Regions from separate parts of the Mus musculus genome. Here region 2 is linked to region 1. The links are chromatin loops, found by intact Hi-C in ENCODE. Cell type or tissue: heart. All regions are shown on one strand. Region 1 has its middle 3.3 kb from the start of App. Region 2 has its middle 16 kb from the start of Gm41483.

The links. A loop is a pair of places that touch in the nucleus more often than their neighbours do. Peaks named below come from ENCODE experiments on the same cell type or tissue, not always from the same donor. Only the 100,000 strongest peaks of a DNase experiment are listed, where the experiment ranks them.
Region 2: it touches region 1 in a loop (2.5-fold over the local background); 1 of 42 quality-filtered maps calls a loop at or near these places.

What each region holds. Positions count from the first base shown.
Region 1 is chr16:85,174,460-85,179,459 of GRCm38, reverse strand. It overlaps a transcript of App not described here. Among named protein-coding and RNA genes, the nearest start is that of App, 3.3 kb to the right of the region's middle. In heart, no CTCF peak of the experiment used is centred here; no DNase peak of the experiment used is centred here; H3K27ac peaks cover 457 bases.
Region 2 is chr16:85,304,717-85,309,716 of GRCm38, reverse strand. No RefSeq gene overlaps it. Among named protein-coding and RNA genes, the nearest start is that of Gm41483, 16 kb to the left of the region's middle. In heart, no CTCF peak of the experiment used is centred here; no DNase peak of the experiment used is centred here.

The DNA of each region.
Region 1 (5,000 bases):
TGTATCTTAGACTTTCCCCAACATGTCAGGAAATACATTTCTCATCTTTAAAGCTACTGATATTCTGTATGGCATCAATGGCTAAATTAAATTGTCAAAACTTCTTCCAAGGGAGACTATCAAGTGCCCTTTTACTTATTCTCAGAGGCTGATACTCGTGGGAAAGACAAGGCAAGCCAGCTGCATGGGGGTCAGAATGCTGACCTGGTGGAGGACAGAGAGAAAGAAGGCCTTTGCATTTCCATCTTTACTGTTCACCAGAGTTACCTTCTACCTCAAAAGGATGGAAGAATTGCTGGCCTTTGTGATAAAGGTGAAGGCTAGTTGGAACATTCTAGACCGTGTCTGAGCTGATCTCAGTGTGTTCCTGTGATAGCTCCTCGATCCAAAATTCCTATTTCAAAATTCTAATCACCTCAAACCTCAGGATGTATCCACGTTTAGATACAGGGTGCTAAAAGAGGTAATTATTTAGTGACGTCAGAGGGTGGGCTTTAGTTCAACGTTTGGTAGCCTTTACAATGGAGAAATTAAACATTAATACACTCACAGGGAAGAATATGTAAAACCAGAGAGGGAAGATAAGCAAGAGCTGGCCAGAGGCAGATATCTTAGTAGACATTAGCTCTGATAACCCCATGATCTGAGACCTCTAGCTTCCAGCAATGGAAGAAAGTCTCTCTTATTTACATCACTAAGTTTTCTTGTGGCTTCTGTTTTGTTTTGCATTTCTGGGAACAGATTCGCATAGCTGCAGAGAGACTAGCCACATACCCTGCCATTTGATCTCAACCCCTAGACTGAGGTATTTTGTCATGGTAGTCTTAAAAAAGTTATGGTCCCGTCTTCTGGCTCAGACTTACCAGTACTCTTGATGGTGTTTATGGGGCATGGGTGAATGCTTAGATGTGAGAAGGGTTTTCTTTAGCAGTGCCATGCATAAAGCTGGAAGATTTACTAGCAAGTGTAACCATCCTGAGTGCACTGTGCAAGGTAGATCGTCACAAAATCAAGGACAGCATTAAGCTACAGACACAACAAGCCAGAACTTATTTACAGTATGGAAGGAAGAAAAATTCTGCCATTTATGGGACTTAGCTTGTGATAAGAGGACTCTGGAGGTGGGAGTAGCCAGATATCGTTTAGAGATATACAGTGTAGAAATGGTTATTCTGCTGTGTTACAAGGGATAAAATATGTATGGTATCTATAAGTAGTGAGGAAAACTTTCTAGTAACCGGATATTTCAGAGCTAGTTATCCGAAGATAGACTGGCCTGCACAGATGGCTACTGAATGTCTCAAAGTGGTCTTATTAAGTCCAGGTTCCAGAGAGATTTCTGTAGACATGTGGTTGGTTTCTTCCCTGAAGATTCTTTTTGTTTGCTTGAGACAGGGTCTGTCTTAGGGTTTTAGTGCTGTGAACAGACACCCATGACCAAGGCAACTCTTATAAAGAACAACATTTAATTGGAGCTGGCTAACAGGTTCAGTGGTTCAGTTCATTATCATCAAGGCAGGAACATGGCAGCATCCAGGCAGGCATGGTTCAAGAGGAGCTAAGCGTTCTACATCTTCAGCTGGAGGCTGCTAGCAGAAGACTGGCTTTCAGGCAGCTAGGATGAGGGTCTTAAAGCCCACACCCACAGTGACACACCTACTCCAACAGGGTCACACCTTCTAGTAGTGCCACTCCCTGGGCTGAGCAAATACAAATCATCACAGGGTCTCACTGTGTACTCTGTCTGGCCAGGCCTGACCTGCCTCTGTCTCCATTGGATTTAAAGGCATGTACCACCATGCCGAGTCCTTCCTTAAGGATTCTAACTAGAGATGTTGCTGTGCCTCCTGTGCGTGGGCATGGAAAGATACATCACCCTGGACAGGAAGTGATATTACATTAGAGAAGAGGAAGTTGTAAGGTGTAGAAAGCCATTGGAATCTCTGAGTAGTGATGAAACAGGAGAGATTTTAGGGGATCAGGTTGGAGGGCTTGGCCAGCCGTCAGGTAAAAGTCTGACAATGTAAGCAATCTAGAATCCACACCTGTAAGAAAGCCAGATGCAGGGGCACACATCTGCTGTGATCACAGACTCCCTAAAAGTGAGATGCAAGATGGTGACAGATCACCTAGAAGTTCAGCCTGGTGGAGGACACGACAGGGCAGAAATGACAATAGGGACTCTGCCTTAACGAGGTGGAAGGAGAGACCAGACCACTGAAGTTGCCCCATGACCTCCCCATATGAGCCATAGACTGTGCTTGCTTGTGCTCTCTCGCACACAGTACATACACTCTCTAATTGGTTAAGAGCACTTCCTGCTCTTATAGAAGACCTAAAGGGTTCCTAAGGCAGCTCACAACAGTCTACAATCCTAACTCTTGGGAATACGACTCCCTTTTGTGACCTTAGTGAGCACACTCACACTTGTGGGCACACAGAGGGGGGTGGGGAGGGAGAGAGGGAGAGAGGAGAGAGGAGAGAGGAGAGAGGAGAGAGGAGAGAGGGAGAGAGGGAAAAGAGCAGGAATGGAATAAAAGAAAAACAAACTTTTAGGAAATTTTAAATAGAAAACAGGAAAGCTCTTTCTGGCACAATGCCAAGTTGACCGTTTCCTCTGAGCACGCCCTGCTCAGGAATGTGAATGGGATGAACTTCAGCCGTGTGAAGTGAGACTGCTCATGCTAAGGATTTCTGTTTCTGTGGGTTATCATTTATCACTGGGTTTTTTAAATAGGCCTACTCAAAAGAAGACACTTACCCTCCTCTTTTTAAAAATAATTCCTGCCTCTTTCCCCTGGCACATATTGGGTGGGGGGGGGGGGGCTCACTCTGCTCTATGTTCAGAAACGCTCAATATAATGCCCCACTGTCACGATCTATAAACGTTTAATCTTGGACAAAAGGTCTCGAGCTTTCATTTCCCGTAAGATCTTTCGAGATCTGGAACTGGATCTGTTCTCCTGGGTGTTCAGGTTCCTTCCTTGTTCCTACAGACAGGAGATCATGATGATAGGTAAGTGTATTGGGGAAGGAGTGTGATATTCAAGGTATGAAATAACCAGTCCCCCTATGGTTAAGCTGTAGTTAAGCTCTAAGACTGTTTTCCTGGCCTGTGAATGGGGGTTGGGGGTAGTAGTAATGACTTCCTTGGATTTGTGTGTATGTGTGTGTGTTCTGTTATGTGTGTGTCTGTAAGTATACGTGTGCCTATGTATATGTCTGTGTATATATGTGTATGTCTGTAAGAGTATGTGTGTCTGTGTGTGCATGTGTATGTATCTGTAAGTATATGTGTGTCTGAAGTGTGCATATGTGTGTGTGTGTTATAGGTGTATGTGTGTGTATGTCTGTGTATGTGTGTGTGTTTAAGTGTACGTGTGTCTGAAGTACAGATATGTGTATCTGTGTATATGTGTGTGTGTGTAAGAGTAAGTGTGTCTGTGTGTATGTCTGTCTGTGTGTATGTCTGTTTGTATGTATGTCGGTAAATATATGTATATATGTGTATGTATGTAAGAGTAAGTGTGTCTGTGTGTATGTCTGTCTGTGTGTATGTCTGTTTGTATGTATGTCAGTAAATATATGTATATATGTGTATGTATGTATGTATGTATATGTCTGTGTGTGTAAATGTAGTGTGTTTGAAGTATAGATATGTGTGTGTATGTGTAAGAGTATGCTTGTCTGTATGTCTGTATGTATATATGTGTGTATGTCTGTGTGTGTATGTGTATATGTGTATGTGTGCATGTATGTACATGCCTATGTGTGTGTGTGCGCGCGCATGTGCATGCTTGTTGTAAGTCATCCTTAGGTGATGCTCTGGATGCTGAAGCTTTCCACTTTTTTTTTTTTTTTTTTGGAGATAGGATCTCTTTCCTGGCTTACCTTACCCAAGAGTCTGTCTGTCTCTCTCTCCCTCCTAAGCAGGTGCTAGCATGGCTGACATTTTTATGTGGCTTCCAGGGGTGGAACTCAGGTCCTCGTGTTTAGATAGTAAGTACTTTATTGACTGAGCTACCTCCCTATCCTTTCCTTGGCTTCTGTAGGAAATGAATGCCATATGTAATCAAAGCAAACGTTACTTAGCAAATATTTGTTGTTATTTGTTGAGGACCTTCAGAGGACAGACATTCAGGACAAATACAAAAAGGTATCTGTAGAGTTGGGCAGGTGGTATGTAGGCATGTTGATAGATGAGTGCTGACTTCTCAGAAAGGAAGAGGTGGAGACCTATCCTCCCACCACACTTACAGGGGATTGGATTCCTTGCTGTGGGAAAGAAAGAGCGGGCCTTCTAGGTTGCTTTCTATTGCAGAGTTATAAAAAAATCACGATCCTAAGCAACTCGAGGACAGGGCTTATTAGCCTCACGCGTTCTGATCACAGTCTAACGCGAAGGGAACTCAGAGCAGGAACACAGGGCAGGAACCTGAAGCAGGAACTGGGCAGTGGCAGAAACTGCTTGTTGTTTTTTTCCCTCCTGGCTTCTTCAGCCTGCTTCCTTACACAAGCCAGGACCACCTGCTCAGGGCTGGTCTCCCACATCAACTAATAAGAAAGAATATGCCCCACAGGTTTGCCTGCATGTCAGTCTAATGGAGGCATGTCTCTCAATTTAGGTTCCCCCTTCCCAGATGACCAGAGCTCATGTCAAGTTATTAAAAAATTAAGCAGCAAACACATCAGGTAAAGGAAAAGGCTGTGGCCTCAGAAGCCAGGAATGCATTTGGTATTACCTTCATCTCCTTCCACTAGCCTAGGGAGAGCCAAAAGCTTGGCGTCTGAAGCCACATTAGGTCGGGAGGGTGGTGGTAGTGGGAGCATGTCTGGATGGGTCTAATGTAATTTTAACACTGGGAAGTTTGTGTTTAATCTAGGAGAAAATGGTTTTACGGAGGTTCATTTCACTGGATAAGGGCAGATCCAAAAAAAAAAAAAAAAAAAAAAATCGAGAGCAGAGTTCCAGGAAGAAGTCCTGGGTGATGGAGGTGGAG
Region 2 (5,000 bases), 130 kb before region 1:
TCCTTAAGCCCTCCCACTCAATCTGATTCAGCTTTGCTCTCAGATGCCACGTGACTCCTTTGGAAAGACAGTTACACAATATAACAAAGGATGCTTGCAAATTTCCCTTTTCTTACCCTGACCATCTCCCAGCCCCTCTCTTATTTTAATTAGACCATATCATCCTCTGCCAAAATCTCTTTCCAGCTGCTAGTGCACAGGACCATGCAGAGGCACTGAGTTCCTTTATTTTTAAAATAAAATATATAAGCATTATTTCTCCCCCCATCTACTGCCATTTATTTGGATACCCTTGTCACAAATGGCCACCAGAAAATTTTGTTCTTCTGTTCCCATCAGGATAAACTTCTCAGGACACCTCTGAATCTTCCTATGACCAGAGGCAGAGTGAGGAAGAGGGGGAAGGAAAGGGAGAGGGGGAAGGGGAGGGAGAGGGAGAGGGGGAAGGGGAGTGGGGGAGAAGGGGAGGGAGACGGAGACAGAGAGAGGGAGAGGGAGAGGAAGAGGCAGAGTGAGGAAGAGGGGGAAGGGGAGGGGGGAGAAGGGGAGGGAGAGGGAGACGGAGACAGAGAGAGAGAGGGAAAGGGAGAGGGAGAGAGAAGACATATTATTTTGGTGATAGAAAAGCAAAGTATGTTGACTGAGAAACTCTGAGGAACTGACCAAAGGTAAGATTATTTTTTAATTTTTCAAAATCATATATGTATCTCTTCCTCTTTAAGCGTAATTCTGTATCATATGATAGTTCCTAAAACTAAGTTAATGGCATCAACCTCATAATTCTGAGACCAAATGGAAAAGATTAGGTGCCAGCCTTCAGGGGCAATTGTCTCCACCAGTGTGATTCCTCCTGCTACCTTCTCTTTCACCAAATACTGAGAGAGGGTCTATTGCAACCTCCAAACAAAACCATTGTTGACAATATCAACCAACCAGTCTCCCAAGAGCTCCCAGAGACTAAGCCATCAACAAAGGAGTGAACATGGCTCCAGCTGAATACATTGCAAAGGATGGCCTTGTCATTAATGGGAGGAGAAGTCCTTGGTCCTGTGAAGGCTCCATAGATGCCCCAATGTAGGGTAGCTGAGGGTGGGAAGGTGGGAGTGGGTAGGTAGGTGTAGGAACACCCTCATAGAAGCAGGGGGAGGGAAGACGGAATAGGAGGTTTCGGGAGGGGGGTGGAGGGACTGGGAAAGTGGATAACCTTTGAAATGTAAATAAAGAACATATCCAAAAGAAAAAAAAGAACAAAGCTAAGGGTATTTAAAAAAGAATAAATTAGATGTGTATGAAAACAAAAACGTTGTTGACAAATGTTAACACCTTCTCATGCTTAATTTACTTTTTAACAGGGCCCAAAACAAAAGGCTGTTTCTCAAGGACGGCTTTGCTTTACATTCGTGCAGAGACATATGCCAAGTCATTTAATAATTACACGGACAGAGGACTGGTCGGCTTTTCAGTCTACTGAGATAAATAACACACCCAGAGACAGATGGCCCCAGCGAAAGCAGAGCTAATGATTCTGCTGTCTGTAGCCACCCCAGGAGGGGCACCTCTGCAGCTGGTCATCAGGAGGAAGGGGCTGTTGGCCATCTGTGCTCTGAATACACACACACACACACACACACACACACACTCACGTGCACACACACACACACACAGAGATGGAGGGAGGGAGGGAGAGGTTCGTGCTGTGATTTTGTCTTTGGGTCCCTCCACAGCTCTGCAATGATACCATTGCCTGTGCTCATGGTTATTTTTCAGATCCCAATCTCTGCCCGTTTATATTCACAGCCTCTGGTCATCTTGTTTTCCTCCTACATATGCAGGGGGGAAGAAAGTTCCAGTAGCAGCGGTCACAAGATTGTTCTCCAGATTAAGTGAGGTGATCCATCAGCGATGAGAAGCTCGGGCTTTTCTGAGAAATGCGTTCCCCAAATCACTCCGTTTCAGTTGTGGTCTAGACTAAGAGTTTGGTCTTTTTAAATCTCTAGCAAAAGGATTGCGGAAAGCGGCTATGCCAAGGTCATTCAAGGACACTCGCCCTTTGCTAATACTAACATTATTTGATGTATATAGCAAAAAGCTTTACCTCTGACACTGAAGAATGAGACAATGATTTATAAAGTTTATAAAAAGCTAACACCTCCTTCCATGTATTTTCATGCTATCAATGGCTTAAGTCTTCAGTTCTTTTTCTTTAACCCTTTGAAATCTTTGCTTGCGAATTTCATACATGTATATAAAATGTGAGTTGGTCAAATCCTCCTGTTTTTACTTCATACTCATGAACATGATGATGATGAACAGGCGTGGCACACTTGTTCTGTTATTCCCAAGTAACTTTAAAATTCAGGTTGAGAAGGTGCTGTTGTTATATGTCTTATTACTATTCATTTTAGAGATGCATAGAAAAACGCAATTTAATTTTCCTAAGGCTGCCACATAAAAAGAGTCTGGAATCACTGTGCTCGGAACCCTTGCAATCTGCTTTCAACCCCTTCATCCAGCCTTCTTTTAGACAAGATGCTGTGACCAAGCCATTCGGATGCTGCTAATACCTAGTGTTGATGCCTCTAAGATATGGACCAGCTCCCTCCAAAGCAGCATCTCTGGTGACTTGGAGGTGAGGTTAAAAACGTGGTGGTGCATGCCTTTAATCCCAGCACTCAGGAGGCAGAAGCAGGCGGATTTCTGAGTTCAAGGCCAGCCTGGTCTACAGAGTGAGATCCAGGACAGCCAGGGCTATACAGAGAAACCCTGTTTCAAAAAAAAAAAAGAAAAGAAAAGAAAAGAAAAGAAAAAGTGAAAATTGTCCATGTGAGGCTAAGATAATACCCTTACAACATAGTCTATCATCTATAGCCCATACATAAGCAAGTTGGCCTTGAGTAACATGATAAAGGCACTCGAAAGCACACATCTTTGGTTATATAAACTGTCTTTACAATTAGTAACAAGAACACTATGCACTATGTCCATTCTCCACTCACAGCAAACTAAGATTCTGCAGAAGTTAGAAGCATCTTTTAGAGTCATTTCTGGAAGTGGCATAAAATCGATCCCCTGCTGTCAAGGGACTAATCAATATAGCCAGGTAATGTTAATTAGCATGATGGATTTCAAGCTTGATTCTTACAGAATTTGAACGGTAATATATTCCCTCAAAATAAGACTTGCTTTGTCCATTACAGAACCAAGGTCTCGTTCAGGACTGAGATGTACATTTCCTAGTTGCTGTAAGCACTGGTTGCTGAGAACTTTTGATAGAACCTCTACCTATGAATTGCTTATGTCTAAGTAGCCACTTCTCCCAAAGTTGCTCATTCTTTTGGCTGGCCCATGGCCACTGTGGCCAAGCTTGAGATATAAGGTCCAACTCTTTGCCTTTATTTGGTTCACTAAGGCACCCTAGTTTTATTGAACATTGTGGGGTCAGTTGATGTTCTTCTTACAATGTCACCAGCATTAAACTTGTCCTTCACCCTAACCCTCCTCATTCTTCCAGGAATATTGACCCCAGAGCATTCTCTCAATACCTCTGCGCATAAATCACTGAGTAGAGACTTTTCTCTGAGAACTTGAACCTAGAGCTGTTATTTAAGAAAAAAATCTATTAGACCCTCCTCCATTTCCAATCAACACTGGCATAGTCCTCTATCTTCATATGATGGACATTATCTGTGTTGCTGTAGTATACACATACAGTATCTCCAGCAAAGACACCTTCTTAGGTTATTATAAAAGGGCCAGATATGGAAGGGGAAGAACCTTTTATCATACTATTAACACCTATGGTCAATCTACATTATCTAGATAACCTCTAAAACCTAATGCTATAATAGTACAGCTTGCCAAATGAATGTCAGTGACTTCCTAGCCTCAACCTGTGAAATTGAAACCTCTTAAAAATGGGCAAGAGTTCTATTGAAAATGTTCATATCAATAATCATAAAAACTCATAAAAGAGATCTCAAGTAATATAGAGAAAACATACTCCTTGCAAATGTAGTTTTCCTCCAACATTTAAAAAATACTCATGTGGAGCTGGAGAGATGGCTCAGCGGTTAAGAGCACTGACTGCTTATCCACAGGTCCTGAGTTCAATTCCCAGCAACCACATGGTTGCTCACAACCATCCTGCAATGGGATCAGATGTCCTCTTCTGGTATGTCTGAAGACAACGACAGTGTACTCACATATATCAAACAGATAAATAAATAAAAGTGTCTTTTTAAAAATCCTCATGTCACTTCAGAGTGTTCTATTTTATTGGCTCAGAACATTGGTATGTTCAAGGTTTTCTTTCAAATAAATGGGGACAAAAGGTGTCACAAACCCGAGAAAGCACAAATCTTCACTCGACAGACTCCGTGCTTACCCACTGTTCTGATGTCATTTTGTTGCTATAATAAAATATCCTGACCATTAAAAAAAAAAAAAAAAAAAGGAACATGGGGTGGGGGAGGAAAAGGTTTATTTAGTCTTTAAAATCCAGATTACAGCCTATCACTCAGAAGTTAAGTCAGGAAGAGCAGATAGTCACTTCCACAGCGAAGAGCAGAAGTAAACAATGCCCCATGCTTCCTGCTCGATTACTTATGCCTAGTCACTATTCTTTACTCTCGGTCAGTTCGGAGGCCCAGTGTATAAAATTCTGTCTCCCACATTCAGAGTGGATCTTTCATTACCTCTCAGTTAAGGCAATCGGGAAAATCTCCTCCAGAAAAGCCAACAGGCCAATCTGATCTAGACAACTTCTCAGTCGTGACTCTTCCCAGGCGATTGTAGGCTAAGGCAAGTTGGCATTTAAAACTAATGCTCAGAGTCTCACAACCTTCCACCTCTGTTCATGATAATTTCACATGGACAAGTAGCCCCTTATAGGCAAAATTACTAAGAGTAAAGAGTCCTTGGTCATAAAGAATACTATGAGTATGGCATCAGCCTTTAATCATGGGGCACAGTGGCATTCCTGCTGTGCCCAAAGGAAGGGG